Regions from separate parts of the Mus musculus genome. Here region 1 is linked to region 2. The links are chromatin loops, found by intact Hi-C in ENCODE. Cell type or tissue: left cerebral cortex. All regions are shown on one strand. Each heading gives the region's core, and the rest is flanking DNA. Links, peaks and the distances in the headings are about the cores only.

Region 1 (7,772 bases), core at 1,500-6,499, 240 kb before region 2:
AAGGCAAAAGACACTGTCTATAAGACAAAAAGACCACCAACAGACTGGGAAAGGATCTTTACCTATCCTAAATCAGATAGGGGACTAATATCCAACATATATAAAGAACTCAAGAAGGTGGACCTCAGAAAATCAAATAACCCCCTTAAAAAATGGGGCTCAGAACTGAACAAAGAATTCTCACCTGAGGAATACCGAATGGCAGAGAAGCACCTGAAAAAATGTTCAACATCCTTAATCATCAGGGAAATGCAAATCAAAACAACCCTGAGATTCCACCTCACACCAGTGAGAATGGCTAAGATCAAAAATTCAGGTGACAGCAGATGCTGGCGAGGATGTGGAGAAAGAGGAACACTCCTCCATTGTTGGTGGGATTGCAGGCTTGTACAACCACTCTGGAAATCAGTCTGGCGGTTCCTCAGAAAATTGGACATAGTACTACCGGAGGATCCAGCAATACCTCTCCTGGGCATATATCCAGAAGAAGCCCCAACTGGTAAGAAGGACACATGCTCCACTATGTTCATAGCAGCCTTATTTATAATAGCCAGAAACTGGAAAGAACCCAGATGCCCCTCAACAGAGGAATGGATACAGAAAATGTGGTACATCTACACAATGGAGTACTACTCAGCTATTAAAAAGAATGAATTTATGAAATTCCTAGCCAAATGGATGGACCTGGAGAGCATCATCCTGAGTGAGGTAACACAATCACAAAGGAACTCTCACAATATGTACTCACTGATAAGTGGATACTAGCCCAAAACCTAGGATACCCACGATATAAGATACAATTTCCTAAACACATGAAACTCAAGAAAAATGAAGACTGAAGTGTGGACACTATGCCCCTCCTTAGAAGTGGGAACAAAACACCCATGGAAGGAGTTACAGAAACAAAGTATGGAGCTGAGATGAAAGGATGGACCATGTAGAGACTGCCATATCCAGGGATCCACCCCATAATCAGCTTCCAAATGCTGACACCATTGCATACACTAGCAAGATTTTACTGAAAGGACCCAGATGTAGCTGTCTCTTGTGAGACTATGCCGGGGCCTAGCAAACACAGAAGTGGATGCTCACAGTCAGCTAATGGATGGATCACAGGGCTCCCAATGGAGGAGCTAGAGAAAGTACCCAAGGAGCTAAAGGGATCTTCAACCCTATAGGTGGAACAACATTATGAACTAACCAGTACCCCGGAGCTCTTGACTCTAGCTGCATATGTATCAAAAGATGGCCTAGTCGGCCATCACTGGAAAGAGAGGCCCATTGGACACGCAGACTTTGTGTGCCCCGGTACAGGGGAACGCCAGGGCCAAAGGGGGGGAGTGGGTGGGTAGGGGAGTGGGGGTGGGTGGGTAAGGGGGACTTTTGGTATAGCATTGGAAATGTAAATGAGCTAAATACCTAATAAAAAATGGAAAAAAAAAAAAGAAAATGCTGTCTTTTTTCCACTAGATGGTTTTAGCTCCCTTGTCATAGATCATGTGACCATAGGTGTGTGGGTTCATTTCTGTGTCTTCAATTTGAGGATGTGGTCAAAGAGGATCATCCCTCCATTGGTTGTGGGATTGCAAGCAGGTACAACTACTCTGGAAATCAATCTGGCAATTCCTCAGAAAATTGGGCATAGTACTACTGTAAGATCCAGCAATTTTTCTCCTGGGCATATACCCAGAAGATGTACCAACTTGTAATAAGGATACATGCTCCACTATGTTCATAGCAGCCTTATTTATAATAGCCAGAAGCTGGAAAGAACCCAGATGCCCCTAAAAAAAAATGGATTCAGAAATTGTGCTACTTTTACACAATGGAGTACTACTCAGAGATTAAAAACAATGAATTTATGAAATTCTTAGGCAAATGGATATATCTGTAGGATATAATCCTGAGTGAGATAACCCAATCACAAAAGAGCTCATATGATATGCACTCACTTATAAGCAGTTATTAGCCCAGAAACTTAGACCATCCAAGATACAATTTGCAAAACACATGAAACTCAAGAAGAAGGAAGACCAGAGTGTGGATACTTCGCTTCTTCTTAGAATGGGGAACAAGATACCCATGGAAGGAGTTAGAGAGACAAAGTTCAGAGCTGAGATGGAAGGAAGGACCATCCAGAGAATGCACCACGTGTGGTACCATCATATATACAACCACCCAAACCAGACACTATTGCATATGCCAGAAAGATTTTGCTTACAGGACCATGATAAAGCTCTCTTTGTGAGGCTATGTCAGTGTCTGGCAAATACAGAAGTGTATGCTCCCAGTTATTTATTGGATGGAACACAGGGCCCCTAATGAAGGAGCTAGAGAAAGTACCCATGGAGCTATAGGGGTCTGCAACCCTATAGGAGGAACAACAATATGAACCAACCAGTACTCCCCAGAGATATGTCTCTAGTTGCATAGGTAGCAGATGATGGACTAGTTGGCCATCAATTGATGGAGAGGCCCTTGGTCTTGCAAAGCTCTTATATCCCAGTACAGGGGAATACCAGAACCAGAAATCAGGAGTGGGTTTGTTGTGGAGCAGGGTGGGGAGAGGGTATAGGCACTTTGGGGATAGCATTTGAAGTCTAAATGAAGAAAATATCTAATAAAATAATAATAATAAAATATTAGCGTATCTTATGGATATCCAATTGCTTTTTTTTTTTTTTTTTGTAATCACTAGTCTCAAGGAGAACCCAGTCTTAAATTCCACTAATCCAGTCCACAGATATATTGGTGCATTGAGCAGGATTTTGAATGTTTTTTGATCTAGGACAGTGAGATCTATCTATGAGAGATGTGGGAATGAAGACAGGGATGAAAGGTCTATAATGCCACATTTAATAAACAGACATCCTACAGGACTCAGTACTGATTCTAAGGTGAGTGATGGTAAAGCAGGAAGGGTATCCACTCTTACTCTCCCTCTAACCACTTCTCCATCTGTCCCTCTCTGTCTCTCTGTCTCTCTGTCTCTGTCTCTCTGTCTCTCTCCACATTGTGTTTGTAAGATAGAGATAGAAAATATAGTTTCTAAAATTCTGCATTAATATGTTTTCATGAAGCCTTCTAAAATGGCAATTAGTATTAAATCTCCCCATATTTTCTCCTCCATCCCCTCAATATAATTCATCACTTTCCATTATCTCTTTTAATCCTTAAATGACTGTGTTTATCGGAAGACCCTTAATCCTATGTCTCTTACTTTTATACAAGTATCCTACATTAAACACATATAACTCAATATTCAAAGCTAATGTCTACAAACTAAGGAAAATATGCAATGTTTGTCTTAATTTGTGGGTTATCATATGAAGTATGTTTTCTTCTCAAATATTCATTTATTGGTGTCCCAGGTCCCTCTGAGACCAGTCTGAGCAGGTGAACGCGTGGACTGAGGAGGGTGAGGGAGCAGACTGCAGAAGGGACGAAGCTTCTGGGACAGGCAGAAGCCACACAACTTCTAGGACAGAACCCGTTTGTGACTCCAGACATCCGGGCACCTTCCCCGACAAAGTAGAGGTGGCTAGAGCAGGTGAGGGAGCCATCTTCTGTCCTGGGTCCCTCAGAAATCAGTCTGCACAGGTGAATGTGCGGACTGCAGAGGGTAAGAGAGAGGATTGCAGAAGTGACACAGCTTCTGGGACAGATCCCATTTTGGGCTCTAGACATCTGGGCACCTTCCCCACCAGAGGAGAGGTCGCCTCCTGGAGGGCTCCGGCCACCAGAGCAGGTGAGGGAGCCATCTAGTGTCCCAGGTCCCTCTGAGACCAGTCTGAGCAGGTGAGCACACAAACTGCAGAGGCAACACATCTTCTGGGACAGGCCCTGTTTCAGGCCTTCATCTTCAGCCAGGAGGCAGGTCTGAATGCCAGACCTCTGTGCACCTTCCCTGCAAGAGGAGAGCTTGCCTGCAGAGAGTACTGACCACTGAGACTCAGAAGAAAGCTGAACTCCTAGGACTGCTGACAGAGGCTAACAGAATCACAGGATGAACAAGCTCCAGGCAGAGACAAGTATAACAACTAATGCCAGAGATTACCAGATGGCAAAAGGCAAACATAAGTATCTTACTAACAGAAACCAAGACCTCTCACCATCATCAGAACCCAGCACTCCCACCTCAGCCAGTCCTGGATACACTGACACACCCGAAAAGCAAGATTCGGATTTAAAATAATATCTCATGATGCTGGTAGAGGACTTTAATGAAAGTCATTAATAACTCACTTAAAGAAATATAGGAGAACACTGCTAAACATGTAGAAGTCCTTAAAGAGGAAACACAAAAATCCCTTAAAGAATTACAGGAAAACACAAACAAACAGGTGATGGAATTGAACAAAAACATTCAAGTCCTAAAAAGGAAACTAGAAACAATAAAGAAAACCCAAAGTGAGACACCTCTGGAGATAGAAACCCTAGGAAAGAAAAAAGGAGCTATAGATGCAAGCATCAGCAACAGAATAAAAGACATGGTAGAGAGAATCTCAGGTGCAGAAGATTCCATAGAGAACATGGGCACAACAATCAAAGAAAATGCAAAATGCACAAAGATCCTAACTCAAAACATCAGGAAATCCAGGACACAATGAGAAGACCCAACCTACGGATAATAGGAGTAGATGAGAATGAAGATTTTCAACTTAAAGGGCCAGCAAATATTTTCAACAAAATTATAGAAGAAAACTTCCCAAACCTAAAGAAAGAGATGCTCATGAACATACAAGAAGCCTACAGAACTCCAAATAGACTTGACCAGAAAAGAAATTCCTCCTGACACATAATAATCAGAACAACAAATGCACTAAATAAAGACAGAATATTAAAAGCAATAAGGGAAAAAGGTTAAGTAAAATATAAAGGTAGGCTTATTCAAATTACACCAGACTTCTCACCAGAGACTATGAAAGCCAGATGATCCTGGTCAGATGGTATACAGACACTAAGAGAACACAAATGCCAGCCCAGGCTACTATATCCAGCAAAACTCTCAATTAACATAGATGTTGAAACTGAAGTATTCCATGAAAAAACCAAATTCACACAATATCTTCCCATGAATCCAGCCCTTCAAAGGATAATAAAGGGAAAACTCCAACACAAGGACGGAAACTACACCCAAGAAAAAGCAAGGAAGTAATCCTTCAATAAACCTAAAAGTAGACCACCGCAAGAACAGAATCCCAACTCTAACATCAAAATAACAGGAAGAATAATTACTTTTCTTTAATATCTCTTAACATCAATAGACTCAATTCCTCAATGAAAGTATAGAGTAATAGACTGGCTACACAAACGAGACTCAACATTTTGCTGCTTACAGGAAACCCACCTCAGGGAAAAAGACAGACACTACCTCAGAGTGAAAGGCTAGAAAACAATTTTCCAAGCAATTGGTCTGAAGAAACAAGCTGGCATAGCCATTCTAATATTGAATAAAACTGACTTCCAACCCAAAGTTATAAAAATAAGACAAGGATGGCCACTTCATACTCATCAAAAGTAAAATATTCCAAGATGAACTCTCAGTTCTGAATATCTATGCTCCAAATGCAAGGGCATCCACATTCATTAAAGAAAGTTTAGTAAAGCTTAAGGCACACATTGCACCTTGCACAATAATAGTGGGAGACTTCAACACCCCACTCTCACCAATGGACAGATCCTGGAAACAGAAACTAAACAGAGACACATGGACACTAACAGGAGTTATGAAACAAATGGATTTAATGAATACCTACTGAATATTTATCCCAAAACAAAAAGATATACCTTCTTCTCATCACCTCATGATACCTCCTCCAAAATTGACCATATAATCAGTCACCAAACAGGCCTCAACACATACAAAAATATTGAAATTATCCCATGCATCCTATTAGATCACCACGGATCTTCAATAATAGCATTAATAATAGAAAGCCAACATTCATGTGGAAACTGAAAAACACTCCACTCAGTGATTCCTTGGTCAAGGATGAAATAAAGAAAGAAATTAAAGACTTTTTAGAGTTTAATGAAAATGAAGCCACAACATACCCAAACATATGGGACACAATGAAGGCAGTCCTAAGAGGAAAACTCATAGCCCTGAGTGCCTCCAAATAGAAACTGGAGAGAGCATACACTAGCAGCATGACAGCACACCTGAAAGCTCTAGAACAAATGGAGGCAAATTCAACAAAGAGGAGTAGAGGGCAGGAAATAATCAAACTCAGAGCTGAAATCAACCAAGTGGAAACAAAAAGAACTATTCAAATAATCAACCAAACCAGGAGCTGGTTCTTTGAAAAAAATCAACAAGATAGGTCAACCCTTAGCCAGACTAACTAGAGGGCACAGGGACAGTATCCTAATTAACAAAATCAGAAATGAAAGGGGAGACATAACAACAGAACCTAAGGAAAACCAAAACATCATCAGATCCTACTATAAAAGGTTATACTCAACAAAATAGGAAAAAGTGGATGAAATGGACAACTTCCTAGACAGATACCAGGTACCAAAGTAAAATCCGGATCAGATTAACTATCTAAACAGTTCCTTTTGCCCTAAAGAAATAGAAGCAGTCATCAATAGTCTCCCAACCAAAAAAAGCCCAGGACCAGATGGGTTTAGTGAAGAGTTCTATTATACCTTCAAAGAAGACCTAATTCCAGCTCTCCTCAAACTATTCCACAAAATAGAAACAGAAAGTAATCTACCCAATTCATTCTATGAAGCCACAATTAGTCTGAGACCTAAACTACACAAAGATCCATCAAAGAAAGAGAACTTCAGGCCAATTTCCCTTACGAATATCAATGTAAAAATACTAAATAAAATGCTCGCAAAGTGAATCCAAGAACACATCAAAATGATCATCCATCATGATGAAGTAGGCTTCATCCCAGGGATGCAGGGATGGTTTAATATATGGAAATCCATCAACGTAATCCAGTATATAAACAAACTCAAAGACAAAAACCACATGATCAGTTTGTTAGATGCTGAGAAATCATTTGACAAAATCCAACACGTCTTCATGTTAATGGTCATGGAAAGATCAGAAATTCAAGGCCCATTATTTAAACATAATAAAAGCAAAGTACAGCAAACCAGTAGCCAACATCAAACTAAATGGAGAGAAACTTGGAGCAATCCCACTAAAATCAGGGTCTAGACAAGGCTGCCCACTTTCTCCCTACCTATCAATATAGTACTTGAAGTCCTAGCCAGAGCAATTTGACAACAAAAGGACTCAAGGGGATACAGATTGGAAAGGAAGAAGTCAAAATATCACTATTTGCAGATGAAATGATAGTATATATAAGTGACCCTAAAAATTCCACCAGAGAACTCTTAAACCTGATAAACACCTTCAGTGAAGTAGCTGGTTATAAAATTAACTCATTCAAATCAACGGCTTTTCTCTACACAAAGGATAAATGGGCTGAGAAAGAAATTAGAGAAACAACACCCTTTACAACAGTCACAAATAATATAAAATACCTTGGTGTGACTCTAACTAAGGAAGGGAAAGATCTGTATGAAAAGAACTTCAAGTCTCTGAAGAAAGATATTGAAGAAGATCTCAGAAGATGGAAAGATCTCCCATGCTCATGGAGTAGCAGGATCAATATAGTAAAAATGGCTGTCTTGCCAAAAGCAATCTACAGATTCAATGCAGTCTCCATCAAAATTCCAACTCAATTCTTCACTGAGTTATAATGGGCAATTTAAAAATTCATCTGGAATAACAAAAATCCTAGCAT
Region 2 (7,772 bases), core at 1,896-6,895:
ACAAGGCAGATTGTATTTGGAATGTTTTATGGCTGGGTTGGTGGACAAGTTCCACCCCTAGAAGATTTTTCTGGATACAGAAGATTGTCATAACACACTCTGAGTCATCAATTGCTTGAAGTACTAATTAGGGTCATACTCCTAAATCCCAGGAGCTTTCCATTGTACTAGGTTGATTCTACATCACTCCCCAAATGCCCCCAATTCCATCCATTTGCTTCTCTCTCTTCCTCTCTCTCCCCTTCTCTCTCTCTCTCTCTCTCTCTCTCTCTCTCTCTCTCTCTCTCTTTTCAGTCATCTTTCTCTCATATGATTCCCCATATTTCCCTGAATACTTGCCTATAGTTCAACTGCACAATTTGTACTATTTCTCTTTACAGGAGGATCCATGCAATCCCTTATGCCCCCCTCCTTTTAAGCCCCATTTCTTACTTAGCTTCTTCCTCTCTGTGAATTGTAGTGTGATTATTATTTTTATATTTTTAAGATTTATTTTTTATTAAATGATGTCTTCATTTACATTTCAAATGCCATCACTTTTCCTAGATTTCTCTCTGATAATCCCCTACACCCTCCCCATTTCCCTGCTCCTCAATGCACCCACTTCCTCTTCCTGCCCTGGCATTCCCCTATACTTGGGGATAGAATATTTGCAAAAGGAAGGGCCCCTCCTCCCACTGACAGCCGAATAGGCCATCTTCTGTTACATATGCAGCTAGAGACACGAGCTCTGAGGGTACTGCCTAATTCATATTGTTCCTCCTATAGGGCTGCAGACCCCTTTAGCCCCTTGGGTACTTTCTCTGTCTCCTTCAATGGGGACCCTTATTTGCATCCAATAGATGACTGTGAGCATGCACTTCTGTATTTGTTATGTACTGGAATAGCCTCACAGGAGACAGCTATATCAGGGTCCTGTCAGCAAAATCTTGTTGGTGTCTGGGTTTGGTGGTTATTTAGCGGATGCATCCCCAAATGGGGCAGTCTCTGGATTGTCCTTCCTTCAGTCTCAGCACCAAATTAGAAAGATTGCATACTAGCAACTTAATAGTACTCCTGAAACCTTTAGATAAAAGATAGAAACACACCCAAGAAGAGTAGATGGCAGGAAATAACAAAGCTCATGGCTGAATTCAATGATTTAGAAACAAAGAAAGTGACTGAAAGAATCAACAAATCCAAGAGATGGTTCTTTGAAGAAATCACCAAGATAGACAAGCCCTTACTTGAACTAAGTAAAAGGCTGAAAGACAATATACAAATAAGAAGAGTCAGAAATGAAAAGGGAGATATAGCAACAGACATGGAGAAAATCCAAAGAATCATTTGGTCTTATTTTAAAAGCATGTAGTTCACAATATTGGAAAAAAAAATCTAAGTGAAATGGATAGTATTCCTGAAGACTCCAATTATCAGTTGAATGAGGATCAGGTAAATAAACGAAAAAGTCCTATAACCCCTAAAGAATTAAAAGCAATCATCAAAAGTTTCAAGAAAAATAAAAGCCCAGAGCCAGATAGCTTTAGGCAGAACTAAATTGTCCTTTAAAAAAGAACTAATAACAATACTCCTCACATTATCCCACAAAATTGAAACAGAAGCAACATTGTCAAATTCATCTGACAAGACCATAGTCACCCTGATATCTAAATCACACAAAGACCCAAAAAGAAATACAATTTCAGACCAATTTCTTGTATAAACACAGATGCAAAAATACTCAATAAAATACTCACAAAACAAGTCCAAGAACGCATCAAAGACATCATCCACCACGATCAAGTAGGCTTCGTCTTTTAGATGCAGATATGGCTCAATATATATAAATTCACCAATGTAATCGCCATATAAACAAACTGAAAGAAAAAATTCACAGTATCATCTCATAAGATGGTGAGAATGCCTTTGACAAAATCGAACACCCCTTTATGTTAAAAGTTTTAGAGAGTTCAGAAATACAAGGCACGTACCCCAAAGAATAAAAACAATAATAAAAACAATATGCAGAAAGCCAATAACCAAAAGCAAATTTAATGGGGAGAAAATCAAAGCAATAATTCTAAAATCAGGAAAAGCAAGGCTGCCCACTCTTTCCCTTTCTACTCAATACAGTACTTGAAGTCCTAACTAGAGCAATAAGAGAACAAAAGGAAATTAATGGGGATACAAATTGGAAAAGAAGTAGTCAAAGTATCACCATTCATAGATGACCGGAGAGTATAAATATTAGTGACCCTATAAATTATACATTAGAATTCCTACAGCTCATAGATAACTTACACAAAGTGGCTGGATAGAAAAGTATCTCAAAGAAATAAGTAGCTGTCCTTTATAAAACCAATAAACAGGCATATTTGTGCAGCCATGGTAGAAGAATATCATCTAGTGTTGAGTCTAGGAAAAACAGCCTTCTCTCAAGATGGTTTTCAGTGAAACAGACATCTTTATTGGGGGTGTCATGGTCTATACAACAATTGGAGTGAGGGTAGGATTTTTTGGGATGAGTGTACATCATAGGCAGTGGTCCAGTTGCTGGGACTGCTTCATTGCATGATTAGGAATTCCTGGTTCTAGCTGGATATGTTCTTATAAGGAGATAGGATATTTTACCCTGCATCCTGGCCACTAGGCTACATGACTATCTCATGGTGGCAGAGCCTGGGGATGGACTGGCTCTGTGTGTGGGTAGATGCAGTCCTAGAGCAAGGCAGGGTTAGTCCTACTCCTGCTGCTGTCAGGGTGAGATTTTTCAAGTTATGGACATGTTTTGACCTTACTGTTCCTCTGTAATGACTCCCCCAGTCACGTGGATTTCCAGTCCCACACTGAAGAGCAGAGAACAATGACCCCTAGGATCCCTAAATATCAAAAGTAAGGGAGAAATGGTGGGAAAGCTTAGAGCTAGAACTTTTATGACATGCCTCGACCAGAGACGAGATTCCACAAAGGAAATGTGAAATAAAATACTAATACAATTTAGAATATATAAGCTCACAAATGTGACCACCAGCATCAGGATGGTGTGGGCTGCTCTGGTCTCAGCATGGCCTCTGTTGTTTTGATTGACCTTATGTATGCGGTTCATTCTCTGGTGGTGTCTGTTTAGGTGAATCATCATGGAGACACTGGTCCAGGCCATGATGCCAAGGAATATGATGTCATGGGAAAACCGCAAGAAATGCATGTCTACATTGACCCCAGAGATGGAGCATATTGAATTGCCTTTAGAATCAGAGTCATTGTGTGTTTTCTGTGGACCACTGACATTCATTGGGATGTAAGCATTATGTAAGACACTGAACAACCAGCAACTGAAACAAGAATAGCTCACGACCTTGGGGGATATTTCTCTGAACATGACCCTAGCCCAGGTACCAGGAACAACAGTGACAAACTGGTAGGTGCTGAGGACACAGGTGGAACACATGATTGTGCCTTGAGCCACCATGTGAAAGAAGTATGCAAGTTTACATTTGAGGTCAGTTGGAGGCTTCCTTGGAACAAAATCAATCATGTCATGTGAATATGTCAAGAGAAGGAGCATGAATGCATTGGCCACAGCCAAGTTGATTAGAATGACCTGTATGGGCCTCAGTCTGGAGTCAGTCAAGACTGGAGAGAAATTATGGACAAACAGAAGGATGTTGCCCACAGTCCCAACCACAACCTGGCAAAGCAAAAGGATCTGAAGAGCCAACATTTCCATGGTTTTCAGGGTTTATTCTGAGACAACATGGACATGGCTTCATAGCACAGTGGTGTAAGGATCGGGTTAGACAGTGCTGTCTTCAAGAATCTTCTCAATTATCTAAGATTTTCAATTGATTTGGAGTTTTGTTTGTTTGTTTGCTTGTTCGTTTGAAAAGCTGGCACTGCTTTGACACACTACAGGAGATTTTTCTGGAAAACAATGAATGGACATTGATCCAGAATATGAACATCAGACTTATTTTTCTTTCCCTTCACTCATGATGTAAGAGTGTGTTTGTGTGTGTGTGTGTGTGTGTGCGTGTATGTGTATAATGCAACTCTACCTGAGTTGTTCAACAGTATGGCAGCCTTTTTAACACAGCATGGGCTCTGAATGTTTGTACATGAATGTTTGTAGACAGGAGTGCATTTTTGCTTCAGGAGAATTGATATCATCCCTCATGTTATAACAATGTGTTAAGAAATACAAATTTGTTGTTGGAGAGATGATTCTGAATCTGATGACCTCTACTCAGCTTCGTGGTGCTTTACTCATGTATTTCTAGTCATGCACACAAGCAAAACCGTAATAGGCATAAAATAAAATAAGTATATCTTTTACATATTTGATCAAGTGTTGTGGAGATTTCTCAGGAGTTAAGGGCGCTTCCAGATGACCTGTGTTCTATTTCTAAAATGGCTACTTATAACTGTGTGTGAATCCAATTCCAGGGGATTTGGACCTTCCCAGTCATACATGAAGGCAAAACACCACTGCACATAAAATAAAAATAAATAAAGAAATCTTTAAAAATGTAACACAAAATTAAAATCCATGTTTTAGAATCAAATACAATGAGGAACTGAGAAGGTGGCTCAGTGGTTAAGGACACTTACTGCTTTTCCAAAGGTCCTGAGTTCTATTCAAGGCAACCACATGGTGGCTCTGAACCATCTGTAATGGGATAAGTTGCTCTCTTCTGGTGTGTCTGAAGACATCTACAGTGTACTCAAATACATTAAATAAATGAACAAAAAACAAGAAAATAAAATCTTTTTTAAAGTTAATGAAATATGTCCCCAAATTATTACATATAATATATTTTTCACACTACTCATCATAATGATAAAAAAACGAAATATTATTTTTAAAATGTGCTAGTTTTCTCTTCACACAAAAGAACCTTGAATTACACTTGTATCATTTATTTGGAAAAAAATTCTGAGGGATCCTAGCATTCTGTTGATTCATAACAGTCTGTGTTTTACTTGATTTTTCTGAGGAATTGGGTGCTGGACACATAGCTGAGTCATCTCCTTTTTTGTGAACCATAAGAAACATTATCACCATCACCATTAAATGCTGTGTACACACAGATTAATTTAATACTTGTTTTATTTAGCTAAAGTTTCATCTGCAATTGACTTTATTTGTTCCTCTATATGATGAAAAAGCCTCCATGCAACAACTAAAAACCAGTTATCTAATGTATACATGTAACATTAAAGTACATTTTCAAATAAGTACTGAGCCATGAAATACACATGTCTTTAGACTAATGAAATCATTGACATAATTAGGTAAATTAGGGAGAGAAATACAAAACCATTCTAATGACTAATGTTCACTTTGGAAGACCCCGTGAATTGTAGGAGTGAGAAGAGAACTTGAAGCAGAATTTTAACTTGCAGATTTCTCACCTGCTTAGTACCAGCAAAGATGGGGTTGCTCACAGAGATGTAGGCCAGCTCCTGAACAGTTACTGAAGAAACATAGCTCTGAGTTCCTCTCCCTTTGAAGAACATCTTTGTGTATCCATTTCCTAAGACAGATTCAAAGAAGTGCCTACCTCTCCCATAAAATGCTGTGCAGATTGCTGAATGAAGCCAGATATCAGAGCTCATAAAGGGGCAGTGTCAGGTCCTGAAATCCTTCAGACAGTCCATTCCCTTGTCATCTGTGGTGTTATTGAATATGACTGTATGGGTATATTGGAAAACTTTTAATGAAAGGAAACATTTATTTCAAAGGCAAATCACCATTTTCACTTTCTGGTAATTAATGATGATGCCCAGGAGTTTGTTATATCATAATGAGTAGTAGAGCCAAAATTAGAGGAAGTTTTCCTTGTTTCCTTAGGGAGTATTTAAGTGTTAAAGTTGTGTTGGCATCAGGTGTAGAGAGGTGCTCTTCAGGGGAGATCAAGAGATATATTAGGTTTATTTCCAGGTGTGTGTGTGTGTTGCATAATATGCTTTCACCTTGCAAAATCTGGCTGACATCAAGACCTTCCAGACCATGCAGTCTGTAATCTTGCATTTTCCCATGTGTGGACAAGGGCATTTTATTGTGACCAATCAAACAACTGAAGCCTGTATTCCCTACCATGACTTCTTGGGTTATTCCAGGGTTGATTTGCTTTAAGATAGATCATGATTCATTTTCTGAGGCCTCCATGGAGATTTATAATTATACTAGACAGTACCAGTTTTTATAGAAATTTACATGGAAAGAACCAATTCTTTAAGTACACTCAAGAAAATGGATTGAGGAATCAGTTAATAATATAGGCAATCAACCATGGATGATATATTCACTATAGCCATGATATAGAAACAGTTTAAATATCCATCAGATAATGAATGGATAATGACCATGGGATACTATTCATCTGCTTATCAAAATATTATTATGAAGTTTGTAGATAAATGAATTTTTTATTAGATATTTTCTTTATTTACATTTCAAATGCTATCCCAAAAGTTCCCTGTACCCTCACGATGCCATGCTCCCCTACACATCCACTCACACTTCTGGCCATGGTGTTCCCCTGTACTGGGACATATAAAGATTGCAAGTCCAAGGGGCCTCTCTTCCCAAAGATAGCCGACTAGGCCATCTTATGCTACATATGCAGCTAGAGACACAAGCTCTGGGGGTACTGGTTAGTTGATATTGCTGTTCCACCTATTGGGTTGCAGAACCCCTCAACTCCTTGGTTACATTCTATAGCTCCTCCATTGGGAGTCCTGTGTTCCAACCAATAGATGACTGTGAAGCCTTGTAATCTTGATCTATTATTCCAGGGTGAACAATAAGTCCCTTTAAGGTAAGGAGGATCGACCCAAAATAAGGCCAACACTTCCCAAGGGTAAGGGGCCTTTATAGTCCGTGGGGACAGGTTGCACGCCCATCTGTGGCATTAGCATGAATTGGGTGGTGGAATGGAGGTTCACTCCTGCTGAGAGTTCTGTAGCTCTGCGGACCGTGGTGTCCATTTGTTGTGAGCTAGGGTCCCATATGTTTTGGGGCCCTGAGACCTGGGACCCAGATACCCGTTTTTTGGAGTGTCTTCACCTCCTTCTGCCTGGAGAGGTCTGGGCTGAATAAGCCTGCCTCTGATGTCTCTAACTGAGTGACACTCACTGGCCCAGTGATAACCTTTCCCACATTTAGTACGCAGTCCTGGTACTTTCTTTTTTGTGAGGGCCTGGCACTCCCATTTTAGATGTCCTGGTTTGCCACAGTTATAGCAGACCTTGCGATCACCTGTACCTGAATGCCTTTGGCCCTGCAGGATGGCAGCCGTGAGGCCGGCATTAGTAAGCGGGCCTCCAAATTCTCGGCAAACTCTCAGCCAATCGTGTAACCCTTTGCTTTTCCTAGGTGTAATAGCTGCTCTGCATTCCTGTGTGGCTTGCTCATAGACCAACTGTTCCACTAAAGGCATTGTCTGTTCAGGATCTCCAAAGACCCTGCCTGCTGCCACTGTCATCGTAGCCACAAAGTCTGAGAATGACTCTTGGGGGCCTTGTATGATTTTTGTTAAGTGACCCCCAGACTCTCCCTTTCTGGAAAGTGCCTTCCATGCCTTAATGGCAGCAGTGGAGATTTGAGGGTATGCTCCACAGTTGTAATTTGTTTGATCATTGGCATACTGCCCTTGTCCTGTTAGCAGATCAAGTGTCCAATTTCTTTGATCGCCTTCAGCAGTGGCATTGACTTTGGCCTGCGCCTGAGAGGCATCATACCACAAGGCTTTCCACTCCATATATTGCCCCATATTAGGGAGTGCAGCCTT

Evidence for each region. A loop is a pair of places that touch in the nucleus more often than their neighbours do. Peaks named below come from ENCODE experiments on the same cell type or tissue, not always from the same donor. Only the 100,000 strongest peaks of a DNase experiment are listed, where the experiment ranks them.
Region 1: it touches region 2 in a loop (5-fold over the local background); 9 of 42 quality-filtered maps call a loop at or near these places.

The regions. Positions count from the first base shown.
Region 1 is chr7:5,208,032-5,215,803 of GRCm38, forward strand. No RefSeq gene overlaps it. Among named protein-coding and RNA genes, the nearest start is that of Vmn1r57, 8.6 kb to the right of the region's middle. In left cerebral cortex, for the core only: no CTCF peak of the experiment used is centred there; a DNase peak (open chromatin) is centred at 3,899.
Region 2 is chr7:5,451,054-5,458,825 of GRCm38, forward strand. Vmn1r59 (vomeronasal 1 receptor 59) reads right to left here and starts at 3,706. Exons shown (of 1, transcript NM_207543.1): 1 at 2,774-3,706. The coding sequence starts at 3,706. The coding sequence ends at 2,774. In left cerebral cortex, for the core only: no CTCF peak of the experiment used is centred there; no DNase peak of the experiment used is centred there.